2 separate regions of the Mus musculus genome follow, and region 1 is linked to region 2. A link is a loop called in an ENCODE intact Hi-C map of the cell type or tissue named here. Cell type or tissue: left cerebral cortex. All regions are shown on one strand. Links, peaks and the distances in the headings refer to the core of each region. The heading gives the core; the rest is flanking DNA. Region 1 has its middle 180 kb from the start of Icos. Region 2 has its middle 64 kb from the start of Icos.

Evidence for each region. Peaks named below come from ENCODE experiments on the same cell type or tissue, not always from the same donor. Only the 100,000 strongest peaks of a DNase experiment are listed, where the experiment ranks them.
Region 1: it touches region 2 in a loop (2.1-fold over the local background); 3 of 42 quality-filtered maps call a loop at or near these places.

The regions. Positions count from the first base shown.
Region 1 is chr1:61,146,307-61,162,622 of GRCm38, reverse strand. No RefSeq gene overlaps it. Among named protein-coding and RNA genes, the nearest start is that of Icos, 180 kb to the right of the region's middle. In left cerebral cortex, for the core only: no CTCF peak of the experiment used is centred there; DNase peaks (open chromatin) are centred at 5,185 and 8,217.
Region 2 is chr1:61,034,152-61,050,467 of GRCm38, reverse strand. No RefSeq gene overlaps it. Among named protein-coding and RNA genes, the nearest start is that of Icos, 64 kb to the right of the region's middle. In left cerebral cortex, for the core only: no CTCF peak of the experiment used is centred there; DNase peaks (open chromatin) are centred at 7,453, 9,818 and 12,047.

The DNA of each region.
Region 1 (16,316 bases), core at 3,360-11,359, 110 kb before region 2:
TACTACTTAAAGATTCTGTCTTTGAGAAACTCTAAAATCACCCAGTCTTCTGAAAACATGCCTTCATAGCTCACTTTGTACCAATTTGGAAAATTACTTCTTTTAGTGAAGTTAAGAAGAAGGAGAAGGAGGGGTGGTGATGTGATTTCAAGAAGTTTCCTTGTTGGTTTATATTAAGGGGAACTTTTAATCAAGTTAAAGCTAATGCTAAGTAGATGCAAGTATATACATGTGTACTCAAAAACTAGAGGAATGTCACAGTTGATGAGTGAGTCTAGATACCATGGTTAGAGGGCATTTCTATGTCCCCTCATTTATATCTGAAACACTTATCACTAAAACAAACAGACAAAATATCCATAAGTGCCATTAAGCAGTGTTTTTCTGTATGGGATCACTTTTCTAGATAAAAGGAGATTAACATGGAAATCAGAGTCTGAACGTCATTTTTTTTCCTTCTCTGTAGTGGGGTGACTGAGTTAGCTGGAAGAGAGGGCCATGAGAACAAATTCTCATTTATATCCCTAGAAGTTATCTGCCAGTTGGCTTTAGACTTTCCAGGGGTTCTCTTTTCCTCCTTCACATTCTGGGGCTTGGACTACTAAGGCAAGGTTGCCTCCCATTGCCCTCTCAATGCCTCTCTCCGCTCTGTCTGCTGGCAAAGTTGTGCTTTCTAACACAAGAGGCAGATATAACCCTAGGGGATCAAAATGTCCCCCATGGTTCCAGCTGAATCCCCCAAATGTAACACTGCTGTGTTTTAAAGACTCGTACACTTTGCTTGTTTGTTTGTCTGACAACAGAACAGTAACAATATGAGAAATAACTGCTTGAAAAGCTAGGAGGTAAAGAGTCCAGGGTAAATTCCAAGTAACTCGAATGTCCTTCATGCTTGTAGGTTACAAGGGAGAAAACACCTGTATGGAATGGTGACATAATGAAGTAGTAATAGTGTCTGTGTGCTTTCTCATTTATATAGAGGAAAAACAAGCTTATGATAGATTTGAGCACCAACAGAATTCATTTCACAAACTTCAGAAAAATTCTCTGATTTTTCAAACAAGACTCAAGAATCGGAATTCTTTGCTTGCCTGGAAGTTGTAGGATTTCAACATAAGGATGGGCAACGGTTGGGGCAAAAAACACTGTCAAAGTTGAACTTCATCATAAAAGAGACCTGGCAGAGACCTCTTTAAAGGGAATTAATGTTTGAAGAATTTATATTTCATAGGCTGTCCAGAAGGTCTGCCAGGGTTTTCATGATGGCATACCTAGAAATGTAAGTATTAACAGTTGCTAATGTAAGTTGTTAATGTAAGTATTAACAGTTGCTAGAAAATAAACTCAAATGAAGCTTCCCCCCCCCCAAAAGAATGATGCTGAATCTCAACCAATAGGAAGCACTACCACTTCAAGCCATTCCCTCATCAACTACATCCTATCATTTCTGGGAGCTTAAACATGATACAAACACCCCCTGCCTCAATATGATGAACGTGTCTAGGAAGCAACCTAAAGATAGAAATGCTTACAGGAGGTGGGGGGATGAATGGGAAGTGAGTTGCCACAGTCTTCAGGATGCTTCCTCCCACTCCATGTCATCACCCAGTGGTGCAGCATGCTCCAACAATTATTAAGCACTGAATATATTTCAGAAATTTTGAAAGGCACGACACTAAATAGCAGAAAAAGAAAAGTACTGTTCCTTTCTTCAAATTGTTAAGTAAGGACATGCAATAGAGACAGAGTATGTGTCAGAGACAATGGCAAGATCAGAGATAATCCTAAGCAAGTGCTGCAGCCAATCACCTTCATTCACAGTCTGAAGAGTTACCATGATAAAAGAGGAACAGTTCTGAGATGTCACTAGGAGCAGGAGACAGAGGGAAGCTCTAAGAAGCAGCTATGCATGTGATTCATGCTTGGGGTAGGTGCTTTCCCCGCTCCAGCCTCACTCAGTGCCATTACCCTGTACCAGATGAAGAAGCTGAGGCTCTACAGTGGAAAAGGGGTTTCAGGAAAAGAAACTTACAAGGGGTGGTGATGTAGCTCAGTCAGTAGTGTGCTCGTCTAGGGAGCACGAAGCCCTGGGTTTGATCTCTAATACAGCATAAATTAGGCATGACAGACTAGGAAAGTAGAGGCAGGAGAGTAGAAAATTCAAGATCATACTCAGTTATGTGTAGGGTCAGACTGGGATGCAAGAGATGCTTTCAAAGGGAAGAAAGAAAAAGACAGAAAGAATGAAAGAGAGAGAGGGAGGGAGGGAGGGAGGGAGGGAGGGAGGGAGGGAGGAAATGATGGGGGAGGAAAGAAACAATTAAAAAATCAAGAAGTTAAATGGAAAGAAAATCAAGAAGTCAATGTTCATATTTTTGTGTTTTCTTCCCCTCTCTTTCTGCTCAATCCAAAAATCAAGAAAAGGGTCCTTTTCTTCTCTGGGCAGCTTGGGGGTCTTCTGTGCTGCACAGTATGGAGACAGATGTATAAATCCACGTGAATCTAAAAATACACAACTGAATCCATAGGAGAATAGAGAAGTCTAGAGAGTCTATGTGGACTGGGACAGAGGAAGAGTTCAAAGGAGTTTCCATTCTGGGGGTTGGGGGCAGGGGTAACAGTCTAAAGATAGAGATGCTAACAGAAGAGAGAGAGAGAGAGAGAGAGAGAGAGAGAGAGAGAGAGAGAGAGAGAGAGGAATAAGCTGTCATGTCTTCAAGAACGCTTCCTCCCATCTCCATACTCAAGCGAGTGCACACAATGACTTTTAATGCTAGACCAGTGTTTCTGGATTTTGGCCTGTCACTGAGCTAGTAGGATCATAAGTGGTAGGGGTTGCCAAAGTTTTCATCACTTGACAATTAAATGATAGGATGAGACCTTGAGCCCTTCACAGTAAAAGAAAACTTTGTGTAGGCTGCCCATGGGAAGATACTTGGCTTGTGGCTATGAAAGCGATTGGCTGGAAGTACCTCAGGAACCTTCTCTTTGGGATGACACAATAGCCTTACAGAGAATGGAAAGAATGGGGTATACACCTTTCCAGCATGAAAGATGGGGCTAGAACTAAGGAAAGGCAATTTCAGACGTGAACAAAAATAATTTACTCATGTGCAGTGACAGAGATGTCCCCATCATGTCGGGGTGTGAGGAGTGATGCCACTCTTCTGCCATAATGGGCCTCACATGTTGAAGAACTCACTTAACCATATTAGGTTGGAAATCCATTTCGTTTTGAGTCTGTAAGGCCATACAGGTACAATTACAAATATCAGTTTTCATTATTGTATTTTCAGATGTAAGTGGCATATTTATACCCCGCCTTCCCAAGAGCCTGATTAGCAGCCACTGCAAATTGGATTGGGGTGCTAAGAAATGGACCACCACGCCGTGGACAGCTATCGTCGGGTTGGGTGTCAGCCCAGCAGCTCTCATCTGCCCCCCATGCTCTTGCTTTCAGCTCCTTTTCTTGACAGCGGAGGATGCTGACAGCCCCACTGAATTCCCTAAACTCCGATTTTCTATCACACCAAAAGATGACAAATGAGGTTTTCACTCCTGTTGATGAGCACATCACGAAAATGACATAATGGTGTAATTTTTCGCCTCAAGACAAGGGAAAAAAATGTATTGGAAATCACTGTGTTCATGTTTTTGTTCCCTTTCCACCTTCATCTGACCATAGTTGTCACTCAGAGACTCTAAATAGAAGCAGAAATGGATGCTATTGTTGAATGGCTGCCTTGGTGTATGTCTATGACAAGGTCACACTCGTCCCAGTGGCTGGGACATGCTTCTTTTATTGAGAGGGGTTATCCAAGGAATGTTTTACAGACTGCTAACTGACATCGCAGAAATTGAATGTGACACCCCAAATGACATTTCGTGGGGAGAGATCCTGACAGACACCTATCTAGAGAAATTACTGCTTCCATGTATGCAGTATCCAATGTACACGCACTCTCTCCACTCTGCAATATTGCCTTTTAACCTCTTGTGGACAGTGAGCCCAAATTAACCTGGTAAGTTATTTAGGTGAAACACTTAAATTGAAGGAGAGCATCAAGGCAAACCATTTGTTTAGGGTTTTTTTTCTTATTAAATCTTGTGGAAGAGCATGCAGTGTTACCCAATGGCACACTACGTAGACTGAGTCATATTTCAGGAGCTTGAAGGCTCCACTGAGCAGAAAGGTCCTAGCTCTCACTTCTGAGGTGAGGAATGATTCACTGAGAACTAAAATGTCTGCTGTGTTTCCTAACTCCAACAAACAGGTTTGCTGTTGAGATGGAGACATGGTTCACTGGAAGAGTGCCTGCTTAAAATGGACATGACCCTATGTGTGGTACCCAGTGCTTTACAAAAGAAAAGAAAGGGAGGGAGGGAGGGAGGGAGGGAGGGAAGGCAGGCAGGCAGGCAGGCAGGCAAAAATTTTAATTTATGCTTCTACAGTCCTCTGAAAGGCAAAGGTACTCACAACCAAAGCTACCACTCAGATAGGTAATGCCCTCCATTGTCTCAGTTTACCACCTCCTTATTTCAGTAAAATATGGTTCAGCTCTGTGGGGTTGGTGTCTGCATGTTTCACTTTTACACATGGGTTTCCGTACATCTCACACACTCTCACCTGGCACCCACACTCAGAAAGGGTTCTACACTGTTGCACGACTGAAAGTTTTCCCACTCTCTCTGGACTCTGCACGAATGCTTTCATTCTGCAATATTAAATGCTTGAAAGCTGCAGCTTCATCTCCTAAGTGTGAAAAACCTTGAAAGGCTTAGAAGAATAGTTTTAGGTCATCTTTTATACTCACACAATTCTGCTGCTTAGAGACCTCCTGGCATAGTTTTTAAATATTAATAAACCAGGTTGTGGCTGAATTTTGGGATTGCTTAGCACTGACCAAACTAAGCCATAGCCCAATCTGCTGGGTCGTTTTTATAGAAATAAGACTTAGGATATCTTCATGGTAAGAATCCATGTGTGAATGGCCTCTCTGGAACGCACATCCTTGAGAAGTGAGCCTTCCCACGCTGACATTGGGCAAGGTCGTACAACTTAATTTGCCCAGTGGAGCAATAACAACCTCCACAAGTATAGAGATTTGGCAAGGCTTTTGTGCTCTGTTGCTCCCTCTAGCCTCTGTCATCACTGCGATTACATAACCAGGCAAGCTAGCTGGATGAATGTGAGAGATTCAGGAGAAGCTGATTGGCCCAGCCAAAGGCAGCACATCTGCAGCTGGGTTCATATGACTGCATCCTCAGCTGGTATCCATCTCAGACCTGAGTACCCCACTCCCCTCAGCTCCAGCCTCAATTGCCACCTTCAGCAACATGAGCAACAAAGTGGATTGGTGTGTGCCACTAGAGTGTTTGGTAGTTACATGTCATTTCTTTGGCAGCGAATGATTCCTAATTCTTCACCACATACCAGAGTTTTGGTACAAAGTTCAGTCAGGGATGAGTGTTGTGGCTTATAACTGTAATCATAGCCCTTGGGAGGCAGAAGCAGGAGGATCAAGAATTCAAAGACAACCTAGACCACACAGTGAATCCAAGGACAGCCTGACACAAGACTGTCTCCAAAAATAAGACAGCAACATACTGGTATCGAGAGCTTCGGTTGTGGAGGGAATGATTCAGGAGCTGGAGACAGAAAGATCACTAGGTGAAGGCTACATAATGAGACCTTGTCCATATGCCAGAGCAGGTTGGTACCTGGGGGAGGCTCCCCTAAGGGAAGGGGAATGAGAAAAGGAGGGTGTGAGGGTGGGACTGGAAGGAGATGGGAGGGTCTACAATCAGGTTGTAAACTTAATGAATGAATGATAGATAGACAGATAGATAGATAGATAGATAGATAGAATCTCATGGTACTCTGCTCTGTAATAAAGATGCCTAACATGTACAAAGTCCTGGGTAACACCTTGGCACTGCAAAAATTAATGTCTGTGACAGTAAAAATTTACAGCAGGAAAATGTTTTAGGGATTCTGCTCAGTAGTAGTTTTTAAATATTACAATGGAATGATTTCATGTTACAGCAAATATTACAACAGGAAGTTGTATCTAGATCATAAAATGGATCAAAGCTGATTAGCATGTGTCCATGAAAAGGTCAGTGGAGATAGGTCAAAGCTGGTCTCCATGAAAGTCAGTAGAGACAGGTCAAAGCTGGTCTCCATGAAAGTCAGTGGAGATAGGTCAAAGCTGGTCTCTATGAAAGTCAGTGGGGACTCACTCTACCCATCAGCCATCCAGACATACCTACTCAGTGCAGGAGATCGCTGTGGTTACAGTTTAGAAAATATTTCCAGTTTTATCAAGGAGACCAAGGCTCTAAAGGATTTAAGCAAGTTGGACAGTTATGTAGTGAATGAGCATCAATGCCATGACCAGAAGTCAACCTTCCTTCCATCCAGACATTCATGGTATGATAGCACGCAATGTGACCATTTCCCAAATCCACCTGCAGTAGATTTCTAACTCCCTCCCAGGAGACCACAGAACCAGAGCTATATCCTCTTCACCTTCTAGCCTCTCCTGGTCAGCTACATGACACCTGTTCTGGACACGATTAGGAGACAGGCTATGAGCCAACATGAAAAAGCACCTTCCTATTGGGATAGTTAACCATGCACAGCTGGATAGAACATGTGTAGCTCTGCTAATTCCAGCATTGTAACTCCATTTTTTCCTACAGTCTTCTCTCAGCCTTCCTTTTCTGTATCCAAAGTGCTCTCGTTAGGTCTGAAAACATAATCTGCCCCATTTATTCTTCCATAGTCTTTACAGGGAAGACTTTTCTCGTGGACTATTCCAAAATTTTCTGCTGTTGTCCGGGCTCCTTGCGCTGATCTTTTTTCATCAGGACAACTTTGCGGGACAATTCCTTCTACTCTTGACTATGGTTCTACTTCACTGCCCACCCCCCCATTTAGCAAACATGTTAACATATAAAATCCCATGTTGTAACCCTGTTATGCATTTTTTTCTTTAGAGATCTATGAAAAATTCTAGCCAGTTGTTAATCTATGAAACCTCTTTTTTTGATGTCACCTTGATGCCGGTCATCACTACCCAGAGAACCTCATCACAGCTCCAAAGGAAAATTTCAACCCAGGCATGTGTGTTATACATATTGTTTCCTCTCATTTTCAAAGACTCAAAACAAGAAATTCTAACTTCTTAGTGATAAGTTTTATGTAGGCTGAAATTTTCTAGAATCATTTTGTGGATATCCTGTTTACTAAGTACAAAATCCCAAAAGAAATAGTTTGTCATTGTGTGCAAATTCTTTAAGGCCAAAAATTTAGTGATTGTAGAGATTCTCAAGAAAAAAAAAGATCTAAAGTGTTTTCCTCACATGTGTCTCTCCCAAAATACTTTAAATATACCAAGAATGAATGATTGACTCAAGTCTACAGTCCTAGCAACTGGGGAGATTGAGTTGTGAACTGATCACAAGTTCAAGTCTTGCCCAGGCAGCACAGTGAGTTCTTGGCTAAAGCAGAAAACCTAGTGAGGGCCTTAGAGAAGCTGATGAGCTAGCTCTGTAGCAGAAAGCTCACCTAGCATGTGGTCGGCCTTGAGTTTAATGCACTATCCCCAGTGCCACAGAGAGAGAGGAGAAGGCTAGAACTTACAGGACACAGAACGATCATGTCTCAAGAGACATTAACTAACACATGATTTGAGACTGAATAAAAATTACCACTGTGAGGAAATCTGGTGGATAAGCCAAAGTGTTCAGGCTCTATCATTTCTTCTTTGTCATTTAGAAAAAGAAAGATATTGTTTGTTCTGCTTGTGGGTGTTTGCTTTCTTGTTTCTGCTCATCAGAAAACAGTCATTTATGACCATTTGTTCCATGTTCTAGTTTCAGTCTGGATCACTTCCACTACTCAATGAATTTTTACTATGAGCAATTATTAATACAGAAACATATAGTATTAAAATCATAGGGGTATTTTTTAGGAGCTCCAAGCCAATTCTGTACCATCTCTGAAAGTCCAATTTTGAAGTCACTTTCCGCACCCTTAAATGTGAGTGTACAACTGAGAATAGAGGAGATGCGTAGGAAGGACTTAGGTCTGAAAGAAAATCACTGTAAAAATCTACCTCTTCAATTGCATACAAAGAGGCTAAGAACCTACCGCCCTCACTGCAGACAGCCAAGCTGTCTGCCTTTGTTACCTCCAGCATGAAAATGTGTCATTATTTGCTAATCCTTGCCTTTATGCCTAAAGAGAGATATGAAGAGGCAGGAACACCTCCACTTCTCCCTAAATATGGAAAAATAAGCTATGTTTATTCATCTGCTTAGCCCCCACAAGTCACTTTCCAGACTCACTAAATGCTGGCTGTTCTCAGAAATGTACTAGCTAGAAGTGTCCCTTTTTTGGGGGGAAATCACAGGCAGTTGTAAACCAAATCTTTTTAAATTATCAAAAATTGATTAAGTAATAAGAAAAATTATAAATCTAAGCACATTGTGCTGAGACTAAAGGATCATATGATTGGTTGCAGTATTGCCAGTGTTATAGATTGGGAGGGGAACTTGACTGGACTTGAGACAGATGTTCCTCTGTCCATTTGACTAATGGAAGGCACATCCACTAAAATACACTTAATGTTGTGTTCCTTTCCCCCTCTCCCATGCTGGGATATTTACTCTCTTTGATGCTACTGAATAGGAGCTGGAATCTGCAGAGACCACAACTGCAAAGACTCCCCCAGGTAACTCTCAGTTGCTATGAGAAAATAAGCTTCCAGAAAACTCAACATGGTCCCGTCCTTTTCCCTCTAGAATACTGAAGCCATGGAAGCACAAAAGTTGACACTTTACCCTCTCTCTGCTCTCTCACAAATCACTAATCACTTAGGAGGAGAGTAATTTCTCATACCTTCTCGTTGGCTAAAATACAAATATGGCGTGTACTTAATAATTTTTGGCATTCCTATATCAATGGAGAAATATTTTAACTCCAACCATAATTCAAAGTGCTGGCTAAAGCAATACATTGACTGCAACTTTCTCTAAATATTTTTGAATAAATGAATAAATAAATGTGTTCCTAGAAATATAATCAGGTCATGAATCAGAGAGTGCAAACTACTCGCAGTTTTAAAGAGTGGAAAGGTTATTAGAGCTTAAATGAGGTAGGTTGAAGAGAGGGTGGAAGGAGAAGATTGCCTTTGAGGGGAGTGCGAAGGTATCATTTGGTGTAGGACCAGGGCTTTGCTTTGAACCAGACAAGGACAAACAGAAGCATTTGAGAAGGCATCTCTGTCCAGTTAGTGCATGCAAGCTGTTCAGCTTTCTATGATTTATAAGGAGTTAATCTCACTTTTAATATGAGTACTTTATTATAGAAGAGCTTTGCTCCCAGGGATTTGTTAATTGAGATGTCACCGTATTCCTGGTGGTTGTGAATCTTCCTCCTTGGGGAGCAGAGATGACCTTTGGAGCCAGCCAAAAGTCATTTAGCACCAAGCAGGGTGGGCCAAGCGGGAGATTCGTCTGAGTAATAGAGTCTAAGGACCAAACGAAGGAGATCATAAAACAGGAGTGACTCCTTCATGGGCTCCAAAATGGGTGCTGAAAGTGACTCCTGAGGACCCCAGTGTACCTGGACCAGCAGCATCAAAATACATACATCACCATCCAAGGTGACTCTTTCAAAGGAAACTTCATTTGCATGCCTGTGTGTGGATGCATTTACACTAGACAAAATTTACAATCTCAAGAAATTTTACAGGCACCTAATATCATTCACATGTATTTTGAGGGTGTCTACTCTGATGCGCTCACCCGATCCTAGCTTCCTTGTACCATATCCAACCTCTAGTCCTAGCCAAAGTTCCACACCCAGTGCTCCTGTCTCATCTGGTGAGTTCCCTGGGTCCTTCCCAGCCTGTTATACTGTTACACACTGAAATCTATATTTCAGGCAGCTGAGGCAGGAGGATTGCAAACTCAAGGCTGGCCTGGGTTATACAGTAAGACCCTGTCTCAAATAAAACGTATATATATATGTGCAATAATATGTGGGATGTATTTATGCTGAAAGATGTATGCGAAAGTCAAGTTTAAGTAGATGCTCTATATTTTATCTGGAAATGTCGCAAAAAGAACTCAAAAGTAGGGGAGTCAATGAGCGATTCACTAGTGGGATCTCTGAGCTTCCTCCAGTGGGGAGCTGTGGGGTCTCCAACATCCTCAGAATGTCACACACAGATGTGTCTAGGTGGCCCCAGGGAAGGAAGACAGAGCCTGTGCAGGTGTTGTTCCCAAGAGTTGAGGGGCTGAGGGGTTGAGTGTGGGGGTGGGGTGCAGGGAAAGAGAAGCTCCTGATACTGTGTGCATAAAGGAACTGCAACGGAGAAGAAAGGGGATTTTTTCCATGTATGGCTGTAGATTATGAATTGGATCTCCTTTAATGTTCCTTGCGAGAGCAAGTCAAGACTAAAATTGCTTTTTAAATTACTTTCAGTTAACTGGATTGTGTGTCTTTCAGTGATACTGCACAAAGATTAAGTCATAAATCCTCAGGGATTTATTTGAGTTGCAAACAGTGTAATTTTTCCTGTTTTCCTTCTCTTCAGTTCCCTATGGTGGAATCTGCGGCTGTTGCCACCCATGAGACCATTGCCAGGAAGCTACCAGGCAGCTGCTGAGACCAGATGTCTGACCTTTCCACCTCCCCCAAGTCCTATTGAGCCTCTCCAGCACTATTTCGCTATGGACCAGACCTCAGTCCAGGAAGCACATACTTTCAAAGCATGAGTATTACCTAAATGTTCTCCTCATGTATGTTTGTATTAAATGTGTGTGCCTATGAAGTTTCAGATGCCTACTTTTATCAAGAATTAGAATTGGTTAGCAATATTTTATAAGTGCGAAGCCATCAAAATAAGGGTCAAAGGGGGTGGGGGACTTGTCTTTAGAGTTTTGAGCTTTTTAAATAACAGAATCCAGTGAACCTGCTCCCTCCCAATCCAGGGAACATGGTCAATGGCTTTCTTAGGGGGTCGATCCACCTGTTAGTGACAGTCTGGCTTTTTCACAAAGATAGCCTGTGATTCGCTCTTGTAGCAAAGTCTGTTCGGGCTTGTTTTGCTCTCAGTGAATTGCACCAAAGCAGCTACTAAATTAGCCAGGTGATTGACTCTGGCTTTTACTCTTAGTTTAGCTTCAGTTTTCTGTTTTGTGCTGTCTCACCTCTCCCTGTGGCGGTTGCACCGATTGCTTGGAAGTGGTATTTGCCTTATGCCACGATGAATGCTTGCTTGTAAACCACTCCGAGATAACTCAGGCTCACTTCTGAGAACACGCTGGTGTTATTGTTCCTCTGTTCTTCTGCTCTCCTTTAGGTTCCTTTTCCCGTTGATTTTTTTTCTCCCTTTCCTTCTAAGAAATGTGTGTTTGACATTTACTGAAATTCCATATACTAAACCAGAAATGCCAGATGCTCTTCTTGCCATCAATAAACCTCTCGCTCTTGCCTTAAAGTTAACAGGAAACAATTATTGTGACAGAGTAATTTGCAACCGCGATAGGACTTTGTGAATTGGCAAGAAATTTTCATCGACACCAGTAGGTGCTTAAGAAGGAGGCTATTTTCGTTTCTAAATTCACACCTTCTTTATAAACTCAGTTTTCAAGGGGAGAAAGTGATTCTTCCATAGTTTGTCTAGTTTCATGGGGCATCTTCAGTTGCGTCTCGTCTCTCTGGGCAGAGGACACCTAGCCAGTGAAAATTCTGCACTATCTCATGTCTGAAGAAGGTACATTTAGTATTTAGCACTGTCATTTGTCCCTAAGTATTTAATGATGGTTCACACTTACAACAGAATGTAGTTTTCTGTCTGAAAACAATGAACAATGGAATTAGAAAGAAAATAAACAAATATGACTAATTGACTGGAGTTAGAGCTGAGAAGGAACCCACAAGTTGCCTTTGGCTTCTTTGTTCACCATGGCCTGTAAAAACATCTGTGAATAAAGGAAAAATTAAAAGGCTCATCAAATTTGAAGATGGTTCAAAGATAAAAGGAATATGGAAAATGACTCTGTCAGAATTCTAAATGGTCTTGACAGTCAAGAGAAATAATGAGCTGACTACAACTATCAGGTTTAACTGGGATAAATAAAATTGCAATTGGGCTTAAAAATCTAATTGTATGTAAGCAAGAGAAGAGAAATCTAGCTTAGTGGCCTTTGACATTTAGTCAATAGAAGACTCAACATTTTCTAGATCTCTCTTCTAACAAGTAAAGCCAAGGATGAGCCATGGACGAAAACCAATGGGAAAGTGGAGGTAGACGTTGGTGGTTGGGACATAATTTAAAGTGCTGTCAAAAAGAGCCACTCAGTGCAAAAAAAATCCATAGATGGCAACTTGGTGCTTGGCTGTCCCTTAACTGAGCTCTCTAGCAAGAAAATCAGGAGACAAAAATTCAAGTTCTCTAAATAAATAGCAGGTAATGAAAGATACAAACAACACGATGTGGTACCTCCCTATGCCTGCCCTGTACCTAGGTTGCTAAGAAGTAAGGTAGACCCAACCTAGTTAGTTTGAAGACTTCTCTGGAAGAGATACAGAATGGAGGAAGAATACCAATTCATCTGGCTGCTTCCCCATTTGGCAGGATCCAAACAGAATTGCCAACACTATCTGGGTACACTTTTCTGTCTACTGTGGCCTCTCATGAAACTAGCTAGCCACTCATGAGACCAACACTGATGGGACTTCATCTTTTTTCAGAATAAGGCATCTTCTTCAATTATGCCCAAGGAGAAGCACCCCAGCACAGTTGAGGTGCCCTCCAAGATCAGCAGCAGCAGGTAGTCCAGAGATGCTGAAAGGACATATGGCTTTTGTTCAACCTTTTTTATCTGGTTTCCAGTGTGTAGAAAATGGGTAGTTGGTGCAACCAGAGCCACAGAATGTTAGTAAAGAAAAAGCAACAAGATGCCTTTTTTAAAAAGCTACTGTCACTTCAAGCTATATATAGCCATCATGTTTTTTCAGTCACAGGCAGAGAATATGAAATACCCAGAGTTATTTAGTCATTAACAATGCAGTATTTATGGCCTGTGTTCTTTCCAAAAGTCAATAAAAATGTTTTAAGGCTTCAAAAGATTTACTGTTTACAAAATATAAAACTGATAAACTGAAATTAATAAATGTTTAATTAAACATCTACAAAATGTAACAAGATGTCAGCTACATTATTTGTGGTGTTCAGCGTTCATAAAATTTCATTACATTTGAAAATAATTTGTATGTTAGATATTCACATTTTATAGGAATTCCTGACTATGCACGATGCCTGAGCCAAGGCAATCATTGCCAATCATAAATTAAATGAGTTGCTCATATTTTTTTTTCAAAAGTACATGACTTGTAAAATCCTTTCAAAAACTTTATGACAGAAAGCAACCCATATGAGTTAACAACAGCTTTATTATGTGATACATAACATAGTGGAATTTTGGAAGGAATGGTGACCACACAGACCCACTGATGCCCTGTGGGGCTAGTCCTTTCTGCTATGAAGAAGCTGAGCGCTGTCTTCCTATCCAGGAACCGCCTCTCAAAAGGATCACCCTAAGACTTGGAATGTTTGCTTTCCATGTATTAGTTATTCAGACCAAATTAGGTGACGTCGTCTTTCTGTGCCACAGTTCTTTACAGATAACACAGGACTGACAATGTCTATCTTATTGGTTATGGATACTTTAGAATACTATCGATTCTAACCCAGGGCCTAACACATATTAGAACCTCAATAGTTACCATTAGTAACAGCGTTACATTGCAGAGTATGGAGAAAGAGAACCAGGCTGTGAAGCCTTCTATATTTTATGTCAAGTGGGAAGAGGTGAGGGATTTTTAGATTGGAAAAGAGACATTGACGCTAATGTCCTAAAGGCCCTTTCCATGAAGATGTATATGTATTCAACATTAAATATAACTCAGCGTAAAATGTGAATTGAATGGATGAATGAATAAATCCATCAGCTAAAGATGGCTAGATGTTAATACATGAAAGGCTATAAGGTCTGAATGTGTGCTTTCGGCTCTAGAGGACAAAACCAGAATCAGTGGTCCATAGCTGTAACGGAAGAAGATGTCTCCTATTTTTTTTAAGGGGTAGCTCTATTGAATTAGAACTAGCAAAAACTGGAATAACCTTCTTCACGTGGAGGTGCATTGCATACAAACCGAGATGGGGAAGAGAGACTGGAAGGCTGAGGGTGGAGAATACAGGCAGCCATACCTGAGACTCCAACAGGTTCCACGTTGCTGTGACCACTACATCTTGGATCACACACACACCTAAGTGACAGCACATTCTTAGTTGTACTTTCTACCCCAACGCCTGTCACATGTTACCAACTGGGAGAGAACTGCTCTGCTCGTCTACTATGGACATTTCCATTCAGATAGATGTGCGACGCTGGGCATGGTAGTGTTGTTGGGTGTGTTAGAGGTTATCCCTGCTTATCTTGTTGCTGTCTGGTCTATCATAAATATCAGAGAACAGGGAGGAGGAGGAGGAGGAGGAGGAGGAGGAGGAAGAGGAGGGGAAGGAGGAGGAGGAAGCATTTAATAATATGTTAACTAAAAGTTTAAAAGGAGAAGAAAGAGTAGAAAGGGAAAAGGAAGCTTTGTCCTAACTGCATTATAGCCTTGCATTCTTTAAGGAGAGTTCAATATAAGGGCTAGTTGAATGAATATAAGGGCTAGTTGAATGAATATAAGGGCTAGTTGAATGAATATAAGGGCTAGTTGAATGAATATAAGGGCTAGTTGAATGAAGTAGTAAGGCATTGAAATATTTTGAACAGTGGTTAATTCATCCCACTCACTAAAAAGGCAATGGAGTGGGAATTTTGGCATATACCTTTAATCCCAGCACCTCAGTAAGGTCAAGGCCAGCCTGGTTTACACAGCAAGTTACAGACTAACCAGGTCTGCATAGACAGGCCCAGGTTTTGTGTTGTTGTTGTTGTTGCTTGATTCTTTGTTTGTTTTATATAGCCCAATCTTTTCTGATGTTTCTATGCTGTTGGGGGATGCAGAACTTCTGAGACATTTGTTGTTGGCTGCCCATCTTTTAGAAGGCTAAAGTTACCACTTAGTTTCTGGCTTTGCTTCATGGCTACAGCTCCTCGTTGCCTCTTTTTGGCTGCTTAATGCCTGATGTTGTCAACCTCTCATCTATGTCTGCAAAGGTTTATCACCACAAGCAGGTTGCTGATGCCCAGTGACACACAATTGTTGGCTAGAAAAGGGTGATCCAGGTAAGGGTGTTTGATGACTCAGTTCATCCATTCTCAAGGCTCTTTTCCCTTCCGTGGCCACGTTTCCTTTCCCCCATCAACATGTCTCAGTTCTGACTAGCGAAACAGGGGTATGGCCTCTGAGGGCAGGACTGTTGTGACCTCTCCTGTGTTTTTAACAAGTTGCTAAAGAGAACTGCAGTAGCTTGGTTGCTACACCTCTTTTTCATAGGACAAGAGCCTGGTTTTCTAGCTGAGAGAACAGGCAGCACACCTAGGCATCTCAGAGCACTTTTCTTTCCTCCAGGTCAGTAAAAGCCAGACCTCCTGCTTTTAGCAAACTGTGTTGTCTAGTGGAGGGTTCCAAAGCCCTAGATTCAGGTCTTAAAACAGTTCTTTCTTAATGTCTGACCTTGGACAAAGAGATAAGTCTACCTCCCTGGGTCTTTGGTTCTAATCTGGAATGCTAGAGTAAAATAAGCTCTGTTGAAGTGAAGAAAACAGGTACGTAAGTGTGCTATAACAAAGCTCTCCCTATCTTTCAGACCAACTCAAACTTTTCACAGAGCATCTGCCCAGAGCACCTGAACACCCTGAGCCGATTCCACTGAGAAATAAATGCCCCTGAGGTTGTTTTTCCAGCAAGGAAAGGGTTTGTGCTGTGTCATCCCTCCTTTACCTGGGGTCCTCAGGGACAGGGCTGCCTGAGTTCAGGATACGGTCCAAGTCTAGGAAACAGCCTCTTTTCCCATTGTGCAAAGCTAATTGGCCCTTGTGGAAATTGGCCCTATGCCCTTAGACTAATTAACACTACTGCCTATTAGCTCCAGCTGAACTAACTTCTGAAAACACACACTCATTTTATTTAGTAGATAGCAATTTGCATTTTTAAAAGATAGCCTGCCCATAGCTTCTGGCCACTAAATGTGCCTCAGATTCCACACACGTCCAAGTCAGCATGGACTTGGCACACATTCTGGCTCCTGAGGTATAAGGAGGGGCAGTTGGAATAAGGAACT
Region 2 (16,316 bases), core at 5,243-13,242:
TTCTTCGTGTAAATAGCACTAGAACAGAGAAGCCAGTGCAGCACCAGTGGCAGCCATAAAAAAAAACAAAAAACAAAAAACAAAAAAAAAAAAAAAACACTTGAAATCCTAATAAGGATATGAAATAAAGTTTCCTAGTGAGAAAAATTGACACTGTGGCTGTGGTTCTGAGCCATGGTGTGAGCGTGTGTGTCATAGGTGACCTGGCAAGGAAACAATGGGTTCTAGAGCACATCAAACATGATCCTTCCAAACAGCCCTCGCTATCTCATTGACAAATGTTAGAGACTTGCTATGCTGTGTGATCCACAGGCAAAACCCAAAGGCAACAAAGTGAGGAACTGAGATGGATTAGGACCTGCGGGATTCTGAAGACTTGGACGCGCTATGTTTATTTGCTTTAGAAGAGATCCAGAAGAGAAGCAGCTTCCATTTACCTCATTTATACACTTGTCCTCTGCTCCCCCGATGCCACGAGACATTTTACAGTCAAAGGCACAGAATTAACACAAGGATACAGCCTGTGAACTCATGGGAAACGGATGGAGAAATGGAGACGTGTCACAGCTGCAATGCCTATGAACCTCAATGGTAACCAACATGTCATGATAGTCCTAAGAGTGCAATAGTGAAACATGTCTTTGTGGTAACCAACAGCTTCCTAATTGGACTGAAGGCAGAGTCAACACAAAGAAAATTATATCTAGTACTAGAAACCTAACAAACTTTCTGGGGTTAGTGAGGTCATGGATCTTAGAGAACAACTTTTCACCATTTTAATAAACCAACATAGTTCCTCACTAGATTCTAAGTCCCTCAGACAAATTTAGCTCCCACCTCCTCATCATAGAAACTTCTTTGCAACAGGAGACCATTACAAAAAATTATAACCAGTCAAATGCAGAAAACAAGTAATCATGGGGTGCCCAGGCCCAATGAGTACATCCACAACAAGAACCCCACACCAGAGTCTCAGGGAACATGACAGAGACGAGGGAGCAATAGGACTGTGAGAGTCAGGAAAGCTTCTGTGAGATTGTGTCTCCTAGATATGACAGGGAAACTTCAACCATGGTACCCTATCAATATGTCTGCCTAAACAAGACCTGAAGAAGTACAACACCAACAGACATGCTAACATGGAAGAAGAAATGCTAATCTTAAAGAGCCTTGCCCTTAAACAAAGAACAACAGGCAACTAAGGCATAGGGATGGGTAGAGAAACGACCCTTCCCAGGGATGAGCCGCCTCATTGGTCATCCAAAAGCAAATGGGCAGCAAACCAGATACATACAAATAAAACTAAGCAAGTAACACCAAGTGAGCTGAACAGATTATATTTTAGACTTGTGTGTGTGTGTGTGTGAAATGCCAATTTTAAAGAACAAAGGCCATGATTTCAAAAGGAAGCATGATGGGAAGACAAATGGGAGGGAAAGGATGGAGAAAAGGGAAGGGGAAAATGATATAGCTGTATTTTAATTTTTTAAAAAAGGGGCATGAAGTTGGGGATGTGTATATAGAAGGAGTTAAGGGGAGGAAGAAGTATATTTTTTAAAAATTAAAAGAAGAAGAAAGGGGTTGGGTTGAAAGGGAGTAATAATTACAGTTGAACATTTTGGCTTCCAGTCTAGAGATGCCACCTTGAACCACAGTCGATGCTCAGAACATGCTCACTGAAGCAGAGAAAGAGGACACTACTGAGCCTGACCCTTCCATGAGGCCCTATAGATGCCTTCCTACTCTGTCTGTTCACCACTGCCTTCATGGCCTGATAATTTCTCCTTAATCATCCTTAGTAGTACCCACAGAGAAGCAGCGACCAAAGAAGACTGAGATCCACAGCACTGTCTCATATATATATATGTGTGTGTGTGTGTGTGTGTGTGTGTGTGTGTGTGTGTGTATACACAAGTATAACAGAGCATCCCGGCATCCCTTGCCTAAGCTGTCAACTACTAATCCTGAGTTCTTGCTACAGTCACAGTTTCTCTTTTCCTGCCTACTTTGATATGAATCCCTTTGTCTCTAAGCCATTCTCAAACTGTCCCAATTTTGAGAGTGCCATCTGTTTTCCCTCAGGATACTGATACAGCCATCACACCCCTTAGTTAGTCGTTGTCAAGGTTATTTCCTCACATCTGCCTCTTGTATGCCATTTTTTCTTCTTCATTGCTAAGGATTATGTCCAGGGCCTTGCACATGCTGGCCAAGTAAGTGAACCACATTTGAGCTATACCTCTGGATCATGGCCTTATGAAACTTGCTATGTATTCTAAGCTCCTTCCTCAACTTCTATATGCTAGGATCACACAATGCTCCTGCCTCAGTTTCCATGTGCTAGGATTACAGATCTGATTGCATACCACCACACCCAGATTTCATATAAGATTTCTTTCATATTTTTCTAAATGTTCTATGGAAGAAAAATTCAATGACATCATCATTCTCCAGAAAACAGACGGTGCAGATGTGGCAAAGCCCTCTTACTAGGAGACTCGAAAATCTGAAAGCAGAGTCTAAGACAGAGGCCTCCTTACAGATGGTTTGTTTCTGAATACAACACTGGGGAGCCAGAGTCCAGGGGAGGGAAGATGGAAAGGGGGTGGCACAAAGTGAACACATGCAGGAGCTATTGTGGTGGCTGAGGCAACAGGATGTAGCTCCATAAACAACTTCTGAGGTCCTTACAAACACGACTCCGACCCTCTGTCTAGGACATCAAGAAGAAAAGCATTTACCTGTCTGCAGTGGTTAAGAATGGCCCCAAGCAGCCATTGCATCTCTAGTTAAACATTCAAGAATGCCAGACCTGGACATGCGCTTTCTATGTGACGTTAGAGAAACTTCAAGCCAAAAAGTGTTATGAGCATGCTGTCTGAAGGTTACCAAAGCATCCTCAGCACAAGGCTGACTTAAATGGAATCTGATTAAGCAATCATCATGTTCCCTGCCCAAGGAAGAATGGGTCCACCTGTGTACAGAGTTAAGCTCATTGGAGAACGTTCTCTCTTAGTGTAGTATTTGCAGAGGAGTTGCCACCAGCAGCAGTTATGAGAACTTACACATGTTCTCAAGCCCTGGACATGAGGTTGGATGCTTGAGTGAAAAGAAGGTATTTGTGAGATACTAAATTTGGCTCTCCTTTAAAGCATGGGCTTATATGTTATGTATGTTTATAATGGGCTACACCTGGACCAGCCCAGAGACAATTCACATGGGGAATTTCTAGCTGTTCCAGTCTAGATCCTGCTAAGAGTAATTTACCCCAGTCCCTAACAACAACAACAACAACAACAACAAAATCAGTAAAAACACACGAGAGAGAGAGAGAGACAGAGAAAGAGAGAGACAGAGAAAGAGAGAGACAGAGAGAGACAAAGAGAGAGACAAAGAGAAGAGAAGAGAGAGAGACAGAGAGAGAGAAAGAGAGAGAGAGAGAGAGAGGGAGGGAGGGAGGGAGGGGGGGGAGGGAGGGAGGGAGGGAGAGGTTCTCAAGTGTAGTTAAAAGCACTTACTGCTCTTGCAGAGGACCCAGATTTGGTTTTCAGAACCTATGTGGTGGCTCACAACTGTCTATAACTTCAGTTCCAAGGAATTTGATACTGTTTCTGGCTTCTAGATACTGGACACACATGTTCATATTTATACATTCAGGGGAAACATTCATACACATAAAATAAAAATAAATAAATATAAAACAATAAAGATGTTCTTAAGTGAATCCAAACCTTCATCCCCATTCATCCTTGAACCCAACTTATAGTCCCAGGTCTAATCCAAAAGCAGATCTTCAGCAGGTTAGGTAGAAAACACAGTGACTAGGTACTGGTAACATTATAGAGCTTTACCAAGAAAACACAATTCCTTACTTAGTCACATTTGTAACTCATATGCTTCTTTAGCAGAATTCAGAGAGAACAAAATCTAGTCTGAGTCATGTTGTGGCTTGAGACTGAAGTAGAGATAGCAGACAGCCTTCATATCTTAACTTATAACTGCTCACAACACCAAAGCAAGCATACACTTTGTAAGCTAATTGTAAGTCAAATTAATATCACCACAAAGATAGTTCAACTCTCCCACTGACTGATGTAGAACAGAAACCTGTAAAAGACATATTCTATTTTCCTTTTGCATGCAAAACATATTCATATGAAATATGGTCACAGTAACTTGAATGATGATCTGTTTCAACTTCATTTTAGATTCTTCCGGTGTTCAGAGAAGTCATAAAATACGCAAGCCACCAAACCACATGACCTAAAAAGATTTAGAAACATGTCCAGAAACCACGAGGTTTTTTTTTGTTTTTTTTTTTTTTGTTTTTTGTTTTTTTTTTATCTACTGGTAGGAATATACTCAAATCACAACCATTGTTAAGAATTTAACTTCAGCTGCAGTAGTTAAGGGACAAGACTACAATGATTGAACACTCATCTGCAGAAACTGTCACTTGATTTCACACACCCACCCTCCTGTTTTTACACAGGACTTCACTATGCCACCCTGCTCATCTGGAACTCAATCTGTAGAGCAACCTCTGCTGAAACTCACAGAGATCCACCAGCCCCTACCTCCAAGTGCCTGAAATTAAAGATGTATGCCACCAATGGACTTATTGCCTCTTACTCCAAAACTTCACATCCTCTAAGGTTTCTAAATGTATTATGCTCCGAGTTACTTGCATAATCTAAAGTGTGAATGAAATCCCTTGAGTGGGATGGCCACAGGTATCTTCATCCATGAAGCTTCCTCAAAATAAACTCAGATCACAAATATATCCCTACACAGCAATCATAAAGATAAAATATTCCAATTATTTTCTCCCTCTCTGAGATGAGCTGGTTCGTTAAGTCCCAAAACATACAATAACACAAATGACAGAGAAATTTATCAATTGGAGACTGTGATGAAAGGGGACTGAGAGAAGTGATTTGTGGGTAAATTATGATCAGACCAGAATTGGAGCTACATTAAAAGATGTTTTGACTCATTAATAAGTGATTGAACTTGACAAGTGCTGAAAGGAATCTGAGAGATGGATAGTGCCCCGGGTTATGGTCAGTGAGGCAGGATGTTGAGCTGAGAAGAAATACTTGATTTCTTTGGCCAAGTATATGGTTCCCAGGGCCTCAATAAGTTCTTGGCAAAAGTGTAAAGAATGTGGCCAGAGCCTGTCTTGCCTGCTGCATGATGACCAAGGTAGATATCAAGGAATGGAGAAACAGGCAACCAAAATTCACTTGTGATTTCCTGCCTCAGCTGTGGATAAGGATTGGAAATAATCAGTGCTGTTTTTATGACCAGAAAACATCAGACAAATGAAAAAAAAATCAAACTTTCCCTGGACCCACCATTAGGTACAGTTGTAGAACAGACTGCCACCCTGAAACCTGAACAAACAGAATGTTCAGGAGATACGGTCAAGATCTACTCTCAGAATAGAAGCCGTGGGAACCTGTTTATAGGTGAGAACCCTTACATGGTTATTTGGGATCTGGGATGGCCTGCTGGGTTAAATACTTGCTGAGCAAGCATGAAGACCTGAGTTCAGAGCCCTAAAACCTATATTAAAAGCTGGAAGTGGTGACATATGCTTGTAACCCCAATAAGGAGCAGGAGGGGGCAGACACTGGCCAATCCCTAAGGTAATAAGTGGTAAGCTTCCTTAGTGTTCTTGGCATGATGAAAGTAGCATTAAAACCACACACACACACACACACACACACACAAAAAAAAAAAAAAAAAAAAAAAAACTTAGGGAATTTTCAGGCTTCATATGTAACTTGGCTGAATCTACTGATCAAGCTCCTATCTCAGTTTCAATGAACAGAAACATTGCTCAAAGTAGCTTCATAGACATAGGAATATGTCAGCTTCTGTTACTAGCAACCAGGGGTAGAGTTGTTGTTGTTTTTGTTGTTGTCATTGTTGTTGTTTAATTAAAATCTAAGTATAATTTTAAAATATAGATCTGTCCATTTCCTCATCTTTACCTTTTTTTCCCCATCTTTTCTTACATCTACTTCTCCTTCTAAGTCAATCCCATTCCCAACTTATGTAAACATTACTCTTAGTTTGGTGGGGCAATAGCCAGCATATTCTTACTCATAGACTATTCCAGTCCTAAAACCCCAGCAGAAGGGCAAGTTTATTTCTCTAAGAGTTCATGTGATACCCCAGAGAAGGACTGAAACTGGTCTGTCAATCACTGTTCCTGGAATGATTGCCTAGAGTGTGCTGTGGCCAGTAGTTGCACTAGCACCCCATGGAATGAGAAAAGGCCGTTCTGTCAAGAGAAGGATGGGACTGTTGCTAGGAGAAAACAAGAGATGAAGACATCTATGAATGACAAAAACAAGAGTTGTTCGCTATATTCTCATCTTGATTTCCCAGCATGCATGTTTATCCAATACATGTCTTTTCAAAAGTATCCTTTGCCTGAGAAGCCGTGAAGTTTCTCCCTAAAGAAGACGTTGCTGTCTATAAACACTATGACAAAATATAACTTGGGAAGTAAAAGGTTTGTTTGCTTTACATGCTCCAGTCACAGTTCATCACTGAGGGAAGCCAGGGCAGGTAGGAGCTCAGGGCAGGAACCTAAAGTCAAGAACTGAACCAGAGACAATGGAGGAATGACTACTGCTTACTGGTTCACTTTTCATGGCTTGCTCGCCTCACATTTTTACACAACTCAGGCCTGAGAATTTCCTCAGGGGTTGAATCATTCCAGAGCCCTTCCTAACAGTCCTTATACAGTGATGTTCCCCTGGACAGCCATGATGTTCCCCTCTGACCCAGAAAGAGGGTATGAGGAATGTCATAGAGAAGTCTTATCTTTGTAACTAGTGGTACTCACTAAACACTAAATTGTTCTCTGGCCAGGAAACAGTGAGACAAAGAATCAAAGGAAACATACAAACCAACAAAGGAGAGCTGGGCAGCTATGCTACACAACAGACAAGGGAACACCAGGAATGCTTCAGAGTATACCCAGAGGAGTCACTGAGGAAGACCGAGTGGCAATATGGGAAGCCTTATGCTGTAGCCTGTTGCATCCTAAAGGGCTCCTTCCATGGGTGTCCGCCTAGGTGAAATTCCTGACTTATGCCACAGGAAAAAAAAAAAAAAACTTCTGAACTAGTCAATGTGAAGCAAAGTTGGAGTTTAATTGTTTAACTTCTAGTGTAGATTTAAGTAAAGGCTTTAAGAGGGACATTAAAAAAAAAGTGTAAGAAAAGGACACACATGCATACCCCTGTGTGGCCATGGACTTCTCAAGAGAGTTGTCACAGGTCTCTTTCTAGATGTGTGGTTTCCAAGCTAGCATAACTCCTTAAAACTCTAGTAAAATTTTAATGGAATCAATTCTGGGAAAGCTCCATTAACTTGGAACCAGTTCCAGAAATCTTGGCCAGTCACGATTTGTAAATCTAAATTCTGACTTAGTTACAAGCCTTGGTTCTTTGCCGAAGTTCCCACTCTCTGTTTTATGCATCAGTCTTAGTCACTGTTTTGAGACTATATGAGGCAATAGATGGGGATACTAGGACAGAGCCAATCTGCCTCTGGCTCCTGGGTCTTTGTATAGGGCTAACTATTAGCTATATTTAGCACTGTGCCATAAAAAAGAAAGTATTTGGGAGGTGTACTCATGTGCTCTGAGCTTTCTCTGTTTATGGTCTTTTTATGTATTAAAGTGAGGATTGGACCACTATTTTAACACTCACAACTCCACAATATATAATTATATAATTATATATATGTGTGTGTGTGTGTGTGTGTGTGTGTGTGTGTGTAATATATAATTATCTTACCCTTAGTGGTCTAAATTTTATATCTATGGTTTTTTTCTCTGCTTTTAACTCTCAAACTTATCCTTTTCTTTGAAGAAAATGGTAGAGAATTCAAAGTGGGTAATATTTAATATTTCTTTAGCAAATGTCCCATCACTCAATAATTTGTAAGCTCATAGTATAAACTTGCAAAGGTGCTAATGACCTGCCTTATGTACTAGGGCCTTCCAAAGACTGTTAATTACTATGATAGGCAAATCTTTGCTCTTAAATGACAGGCACACAGCAAATAACATGCAGAAGTAGCTCATGTGCTGAGGTGGTCCACAAGGTGACTCAGAACTATACAGACTTGGTTTATAGGTTATTCTCTCACTCATGCTTTTCCCAAGTTGTTGTTCTAATGCTCTTTCAGGAAACAGTCTTATCCTGAGTGATGAGAAGATGACCCCCTGCAGCCCCCAGGCCCAAGGAGTCCAGGTACATCTAGCAGAATAAGAAGAGTAATTGTGCGTAGGTCGTAAAATGCTGTTAGTATTTTCTCCAGCCCTCAGTTACAGTCCAACAATTAATTTTGTGGGCCTTAATCACAGCAAAGTGACAGACTTTGGTAAAATAACAGTTATAAATGCCGCCCCTTTCCAACATACTCACACCACATAGAAGAGTCTCCCAAATAAAGAGTGGGTCTTAATTGCTAAATTAAACAGGGAAGATACACAAAGGACAATGATTCTATAGCTTAACTTCATTCACGTTGATATTCCTAATGAGACATGCATAGTGTCTTGACTAAAATCCTGAGGTTTAAAGTCCACAGAGTATTTCAGTGAGAGAAGAGAGCTCTGCCACTCACAAAAATGCAGATATCTACCCATGCATCCTACAAAAAAGACATCATGAACCATGAACATATATAAAAAGTCCCTTCATCACGGGCTCTTTACCATCTTGTGGGTGGCTTTCTTTGAGTGCCAATTTGGCTAAACATAGGCAACGCATGTCAATCTACGTATTCTTCCAATCATTTTCAGAATGAGACAACATCTATGCTATACAAAGACTGGTGCTCTGGACCTGAAGTAATGAGGTAAACCATCTCTTTTATTAGTCTGTACCACATTAGTGCTTCTGTGAACCTCAGTGCGCTAAGCAGAATAATACATGGAAGAAAAAAGAGTCAGAAAGGCAAGTTTTATTGTAACAATAATATGTAAGAGTCACGGTGGGTAGGATGCTTGGCACTGACTGCCTGGTCCAAAAAGACAGCTGAGCTATTTGAAACATGTTAGGGGCATGGTTCAGGACTAACCACCAGAACAGTCCTGGACCCTGAAAGCTTGTGGGGAGAGATGGCCTAAAGAAGGAAGGAACAGGAGGCAGAAAGACAGTGGTCCATGTACTGAAAGCATTGTCTAGGTGCTCAGTTTTAAATGGGTATTTTCTTGAGTATAATCCTAAAGTAAAGAAAATGTATCTTACACAATAATGTGGAGTATTTTTTAACCTCTGTCTATTATATCATATCCTAAGCATTGTGGAGTTGCTTTTAAAAGACTGGAGGAATCTCTTTATTTCCCCAAACAAAATCTTATAAGAAAACCTTACCTGTAGGGATGCCGTTCCTTTAGCTAATAACTGCTCCAAACTCAGAGCTAAGCAATAGCACAGGGCCGGATCAAGTAAGATCTATCAGTACAATTCCTGTTGAAGACAAGTGGAATCTGGAACCTCCTGCAGAACGAAGTTCCAAATACCTAGGGACCTACGCTCACTCTGTCATTCATCATTCAGTCAGAGGTAGAACTGCCTGCAGTAGTTCACAGATCAACCATCAGGATGTTTAGCTGCATCTATCATTTTTATGCTACTTTAAAATAAAAGAACTGCAAATTTCCCACCTCCCTGTTTCTAAAAACTGTATTCCTCCTACAGCTGACTTAAACTCTTCTGCTTTAAGTAGAGAAGCAACACCCCCCTTTACTGGGATTGGGGGAGCTTACCTATTTCTACTGTCATTTTATTTCTGGAAAGAAATCCAGGTGGGAGGGTGAGAGCAGAGTTAGGTCGGTGGAGCGAGAAATCAAATAATGGTCCTGTAGGCAGTTGAAGCCTAAGGGTAGAGGAGTAGGAGGCGCAGAAGCGTGACTGTTATAAAGGCAACAGGAGAGAAAGCCTGGAAGTTAAGACCACAAGAAGAAGAAAATGTCACTCACTAAGGATGCCCACAGATGAGCAGTGTCAGAGAGAAGCATGATGTTAAGGAGAGCCCTATAGAGGTCATCAGATGACCAGAAAAAATATTGCACAATAAAGAAATATCCATAGAAACACACTTTTCTCATGAAGGCATTATTATCTTGCTGCCTTTTAGCTAAAGAAGCTCTTAGGGTCCAATTCCTGGTCAAACTCGAGATCATTCTGTCACTGAATGGAATACGATGCCATCAAAACACACTGAACAGCTACCGCATAGAAAGAGTTAACCCTGCCTCCCAGGAGCTCTCTGGATGGAAAGAGAGAAGAGGCAACCCCAAACAAATCTAATATTGACTCATTGGTTTGGCTACTGTGTGCTCAGTACCTATCCTGAGCTCAGTATCGGGCTGAACAGATGGACATATGAGCCAGCAACAACAGGAGCATTTCCTCAGCTCCTAGAAAACACACGATTTAGAGACGACAGTCAAACAAATAACCACACAAGCAACTGTAGAATTGTCAAGTATGGGCTATCAAGCTGGGTCTCAGAGAACTATGAGAACTTATCCTGTGGGATTTGATCTCAGCACAGAATCTGGGAAAAGCTTCCCCAGCTGAGATATGGAGGGAGGGGGAACCTAAGACTTAACTCAGCATATAGACAGGAATAAGTATTCTAGCAAGATCTGTAGAGGTCAGGAAGGCATCTGGATGCAGGACTGACAAGGTGAGACAAGTCCTAAATAGGAACTTATAAACACAAGGAGGGTTTTTTTTTTTAAATCATCATCTGGGAGTGATGGAGAGCCATAAAACCTTTATGATAGGTCTATATAAGAAATGCTGTGAGCACGAAGAGGATGCAGCTGGTTCTTACTGAAAGGTGACAAGTCTGATAGTACTGCCGAGAAGGTCTGACATTTGCGCTGGGTTCTGTCAGACAGTGATGACAGTGGGTTATGTGGTGAAGCCAAGTAGGTGAGCAAGAACAGGGAAGTAGCGTGACACAGCAGGATACATGATGTTGTGGCTGTGATGGCAAGTGGTTGGGGAGCATTTGGTTGCTGAAGGAGCTGGCAATGATATCAATAAACCACACTTGAGCAATGGAGGTGTGTGTTGGAAACATGAAGTATGAGAAGAAAAAAAGAAAAAAGAACATCTAGAAAGGTTAAGACAAAGTTGATTTCTACTGAGAATATTGGGATCTAGAGGTTCAGTTTTCTTACCAAAGCCTAGGACTGTCTTCCTTTTCTCTTTTAGGCAATCCCATAGGTAAACATGTTTCTATGGCCATAATTAGGTACTTCTGTTCCGAGAAGCTGTTCTAGCTCTGGGAGGGTGTCTATCAAACACCAAGGCTCCCCCAGGTTGCGTTCTCATTCCTGAACCCCATAGTGTTGTTTCTAGTTCTTTGCCTTGATGCCAACCTTTGTTGTTCAGATTCCTTGTTAAGGGTTCTTGAACCTGTGTCATATGGACTCAACCATCTGATATTCATGTTCAAGTTCTTCTCAAATTGACTTCCCAAATTCCTTGCCTTCCATCCCTCCATGGCCACATCTGTTTTTAGATTCTTCAAGCACTTTGAGGCTCACAAGCACCATATGGACACCTTTTGTGCCCTCTCCACTACTTGTCCAGTCAGTTTCCTCACTTGATTCTTTCTGATCCATTTTACCAGTCTTTTTCAAAAAGACCCCGGTATATGTTGTCATGTGCAAACCCAGCCAAATAAATGAGACACAGTGGGTTTTTCATAGTTCCCAGTATTCCCACAAGTGCCCCTCTTGCCCTATATTACTATGTCTAGCTCATTCTCTTTAGCTTTCTGGACTGTCTAAAGGAATATAGCATCTGTAGACCTCCAAATATAAGTTACTCCAGTCTTCCCAGCTTCTTGGTCGCAACTGAGAGGGAAGCTGATACTAGCTCACATTTTTCCACATCAGTATCATAGTTCTGGGAAACCACATTAAACGCTTTCCTTTCCAACTATGACGAGGACCTACTGTTGTTTCACAAGAGGATGTAGGCAGCATGCTTAGCTGAATAGCTGACACACAGCCAGTGTTCACTGAGGATTCCTATAATAAACACTTCAGCAATGGGAATATACAGATTCACTTTATTGCATTGTATTTTTTTCCTGGGATTAGGTTGCATGGCAACTGGCTAATGAGCTAAGCAACAAGTAGACGATTTAGACCAGCAGTGACAAGTATCTTCTGTGAAGGACCAGGGAGTGAGCAGTTTAGACTTTCCAGGCAACATAATCTTTGTCTCAAGAATGCCATGGTGCCTTTAAAGACGATAATTAACCACCAAATCTAGTCAACAAATAGATGTGGCCATGTCTCAATGGACTATACACAAGCCGGTATAGAGTCAGGAGGTTCTGCTTAGCTGACCTTGAATGCTAGATACCTTGCAATGAGATCACATCCTGGTAAAGCTGGAGTCTTGTGAGACCAAACAGCATACTATAATAGGTCAGCTGTTTGCGCTCACGGTAGCATGGCTGTCTAGAGGTCGAAGCTCACTACCAATGCTCAGCATTTCATTAACCCAGTAAAAGATCAAAATCTAAAATTTGAGTATGATTTCTGCATGTGTCACTTTTGTGCCATTATAAAGTCTAAAGGGCATAAGTCAAAATCATGATATGTTAGAGACCATCTAATCAGATTTCCAGTGACTATAATGACTAATTGATTCTCCAACTTGCATGGTTTTAATATGAACAGTTCAGTGCAGATTCATATACTAAGCACTTGGTGTCCATCAAAGTGATTCTCTTTGGGGAGATCATAGGAACTTGAGGAAATTGTGCCTAGCTAGAGGAAGTAGGTCTCATGGAGTGTGCCTTTGAAGACTATATACATAGTTCCTAGTTTTCTGCCATCCCCCTGCCACACCATCTTCCTTCCCAGCCATGAGGTGGACAGCCTCTTCTTTTATACAGTCCATGAATATTCTGCCTCACAACTAATCCAGATACATGAAACCAAATAATCATAGATTGAACCTTCTAAGTCAGTGGTTCTCAATCTTCCTAATGCTGTGACCCTTTAACACAGATTCTCTTGTTGGAGTGATCCCCAAACATTAAATTATTTTTGTTGCTACTTCACAGCTGTAATTTTGCTGCTATTATGAATTACAATGTAAATGTCTATGTTTTCTGATGGCCTTTGGTGACCCCTGTGAAAGGGTCATTCCACACTCAAAGGGGTAGCAATCCACAAGCTTAGAACCACTGCTCTAAAACCATGAAACAAAGTTAAGTCCTTTCTTCTTTGAATTGCTTTTCTCGAGTATTTGGTCACAGCAATGAAAAGTACAAATACATGAATTCCTAGAGAGAAGCTGTGTCTTCAAAGGCTGATCAACCGATTAGAACTTCAGGCCATGAAGAGGTTGGAATGCTGCCAATCAGGGACCGAATTTAACCCCCTAGACCATTATTCTGCACCTACTCTTGTGTTAGACTTAACACTTTGTAACTAACAATAGAAAGCCTTTAGAATGTAATAACAGATCCCTATGTTTCACCAATCAATGGACTCAGAATGCTGTCAGATAGCACTTAATGCCTACAGCAGAGTTTTCTATAGCAGTTTTTCCTTCCTTTCTATTGCCTACATACCTAATGTATTTGCCAATGTATTTAAAAAGTGTCTTGATTTACAGCTATCTTTATTCTGTTACCATAAAATTTTCACAAAATTATATTCACATTAGAATACGGAGTTTGGGGTGGCCTAAATCTGTGTTCCTGAGCAATAGTCATATTTGGCTCTAAAATATACGCTATCTTATTTCCTTTGAGGTGTAAGTTGTGCTTTTGTATCAAAAACTTTGTTTGATTATTTTAACAAATATTCATAGAGCCTATTGTGCTGAGTGCCAGGAATTCAGTGGTAAGATAATAGATGCAGTTTCTGCTCAGTAAAAATGGGAGATATGTAGAGAAGTCAGATGTGGATCCAATAAGCACCCACATGAAGATATAAACATCATTAAGGCGATGAAGGAAAGATACAGAATGTTTTGAGACCATTTGACAACAAGATGTTTGCTTCTTTGTTTATCTGGTAACACTGCATAGAGAAGTCTCTGAGGAACTCTTACACGAGCCAGGATCGGGAATCTGGGGATGAGCTAACCAAATGGAAGAAGCCGTGGGAAGGCTTCCCAAGCACAGGATGGATCAAGTGCAAAGATCTGTGTGTGAATACGCAAAGAACTGAAGGAAGATCAGTATGGCCAAAGCACATGTTTCAGAGATCCGTGGTTTAAGATGAGATGAAGGAGTCTTCCCTAGCAACCTAGCCATTCAGATATGCAATTAGTTGAAGATTATGATCCTTAGTCTAAGAGCAATGCAAGCTGATAGATAATAAGCCTTGAAATATAACATCACTTGTATGTGAAACATTATGCCTTCAACTCAGCATTAAAGTGAAATAAAGATAGGTATTGTGGTGATTAGTGTAAATAGTCAGCTTGACAAAAATCTAGAATCATCTGGGAGAAGGTCCTCTGGGTACGCCTATGAGAGACTAGCTTAATTCCATTAACTGAGGTGGGCCGACCTGCTCACTCCAGTGGTGACCATTCACACAGCTGAGGTCCTGGGCTATGCAGAATGGAGAAAGCAAGCTGAGCACTAGCAAGCATCCATTCACTATTATTTTTTTTTACTTCCTGATTGTGAATACAATGTGATCAGGGGCTTTAAGATCCTGCTACCTTGACATCTCTACCATGAGGTACTGTGAGCTGAAATCAGATCTTTCTCTATGAAGTTGCTTTTGTCAGAGTATTTTGTCACAGTTACAGAAAAAGAAACTAAGAAAGACAATATCACAATGAGAGAACCTTCCAGATACGGTGAAATCATTCTTTTTAAGAGGTGGGGGGACTCAGTAATCTGGTGATTTACAAGTAAAACAAACACTTACTTGCATCATGGAAAAATTCATTTAAACTCTTTTTTGACCTGTGGAAAATAAAGACAAATTTGAATGCTTGTCTTAGCAATGGCAGCCTTTTGATCTTCTTGATGTTTCTTTCTTTCAGTGGAAAAATGCCAATATATTTGCATAAAAGTTTATTCACACACAGTTTTGGTGACCTACTGATTCAACTTGTTCTTCAACTTGACTTAATTTCCACACAGGAAACATTTTGGTTCAGACAGCAGACGGGTTGTAGCAAAAGGTATCTCCTATTTGATTTAAAATCAAACCTCTTGGAAATAAGTTATTATCAAAGATTATTGGTTACTTGGCTACCTGTTAAAAGGAGTTAAATAAAAGAGACCATCCTTTTAGGGTCCTTTATTTGTTCATGTTCCTCATTATGGTACCAAAATTACCAAGGTCTAGAAAAATGCTTCTCAACAAAAGGGGTTTTGTATACCTAAGGGCCACTTTTGGTTGCCATAGTATTTGGAGTGGGAGGAGACTGTTAGGAGAATCTGGGAATGATATTCATATTGACTATACTACAATATACATAGCAGTCCTTCCCATCTTAAAGTAACAAAGGATCTCTATGAAACTCTCTCACCTAGAACTATCTATAGGATGTTCCAGGTCATATCTCCTACCCCACCTTCTCCCCTTCCTCCTTCTCCTTCTCCCCCCTCCTTCTCCTCTTTCTCTTCTCTTCCTGTTTTTAATTTGCATAGTATATAATCTGACCCACATGACTATTCCCCTTTCCATTCCCAGGTTACTGTTTTCTTTTAACCCTTGCCTTCTCATGACTGAAGCTTGCCTTTAAGAAAGCATATGAAGTCCTCTAAGACACTGACTATAAGAGTTCCTGCTTTACTAATGAAATTCTATGCCAGAAACATTTTTGGAAAATAACTCAAAATGTAAATATTAAAAATATCTTCGATTACGTCTCTCCAGCCATCTATCCTCTGCTGGGAATAGACCCAAATACCTTCATTTCTGAGTCCACCTATCTTACTTGATATGGTTCCAACTGTTAAAGTGCCTCCACATTTTGAACTAAGATATAAAAACTTAATATGTGCCCTGATGCTCTTGGCTGAGTCACCGGTGGTTCATAAGCTAAAGTGATGTTTCTTGGCTTTCTCATAAACCATTAAATTTCTCATGAACACAGGTCATTTCCCCTCTGGTATTTATTAGCATCTATAGTTGCATAGCTAAGTTCTAATCACAGTGAACCATGTCCTCATTCTGTCAATCATTTTCTCTCACTTTGCATGCCTTACTACCCTACATTCATTCTTGTCCCCTCTCTACCAAGCAAGCAGACTTTTAAACATGT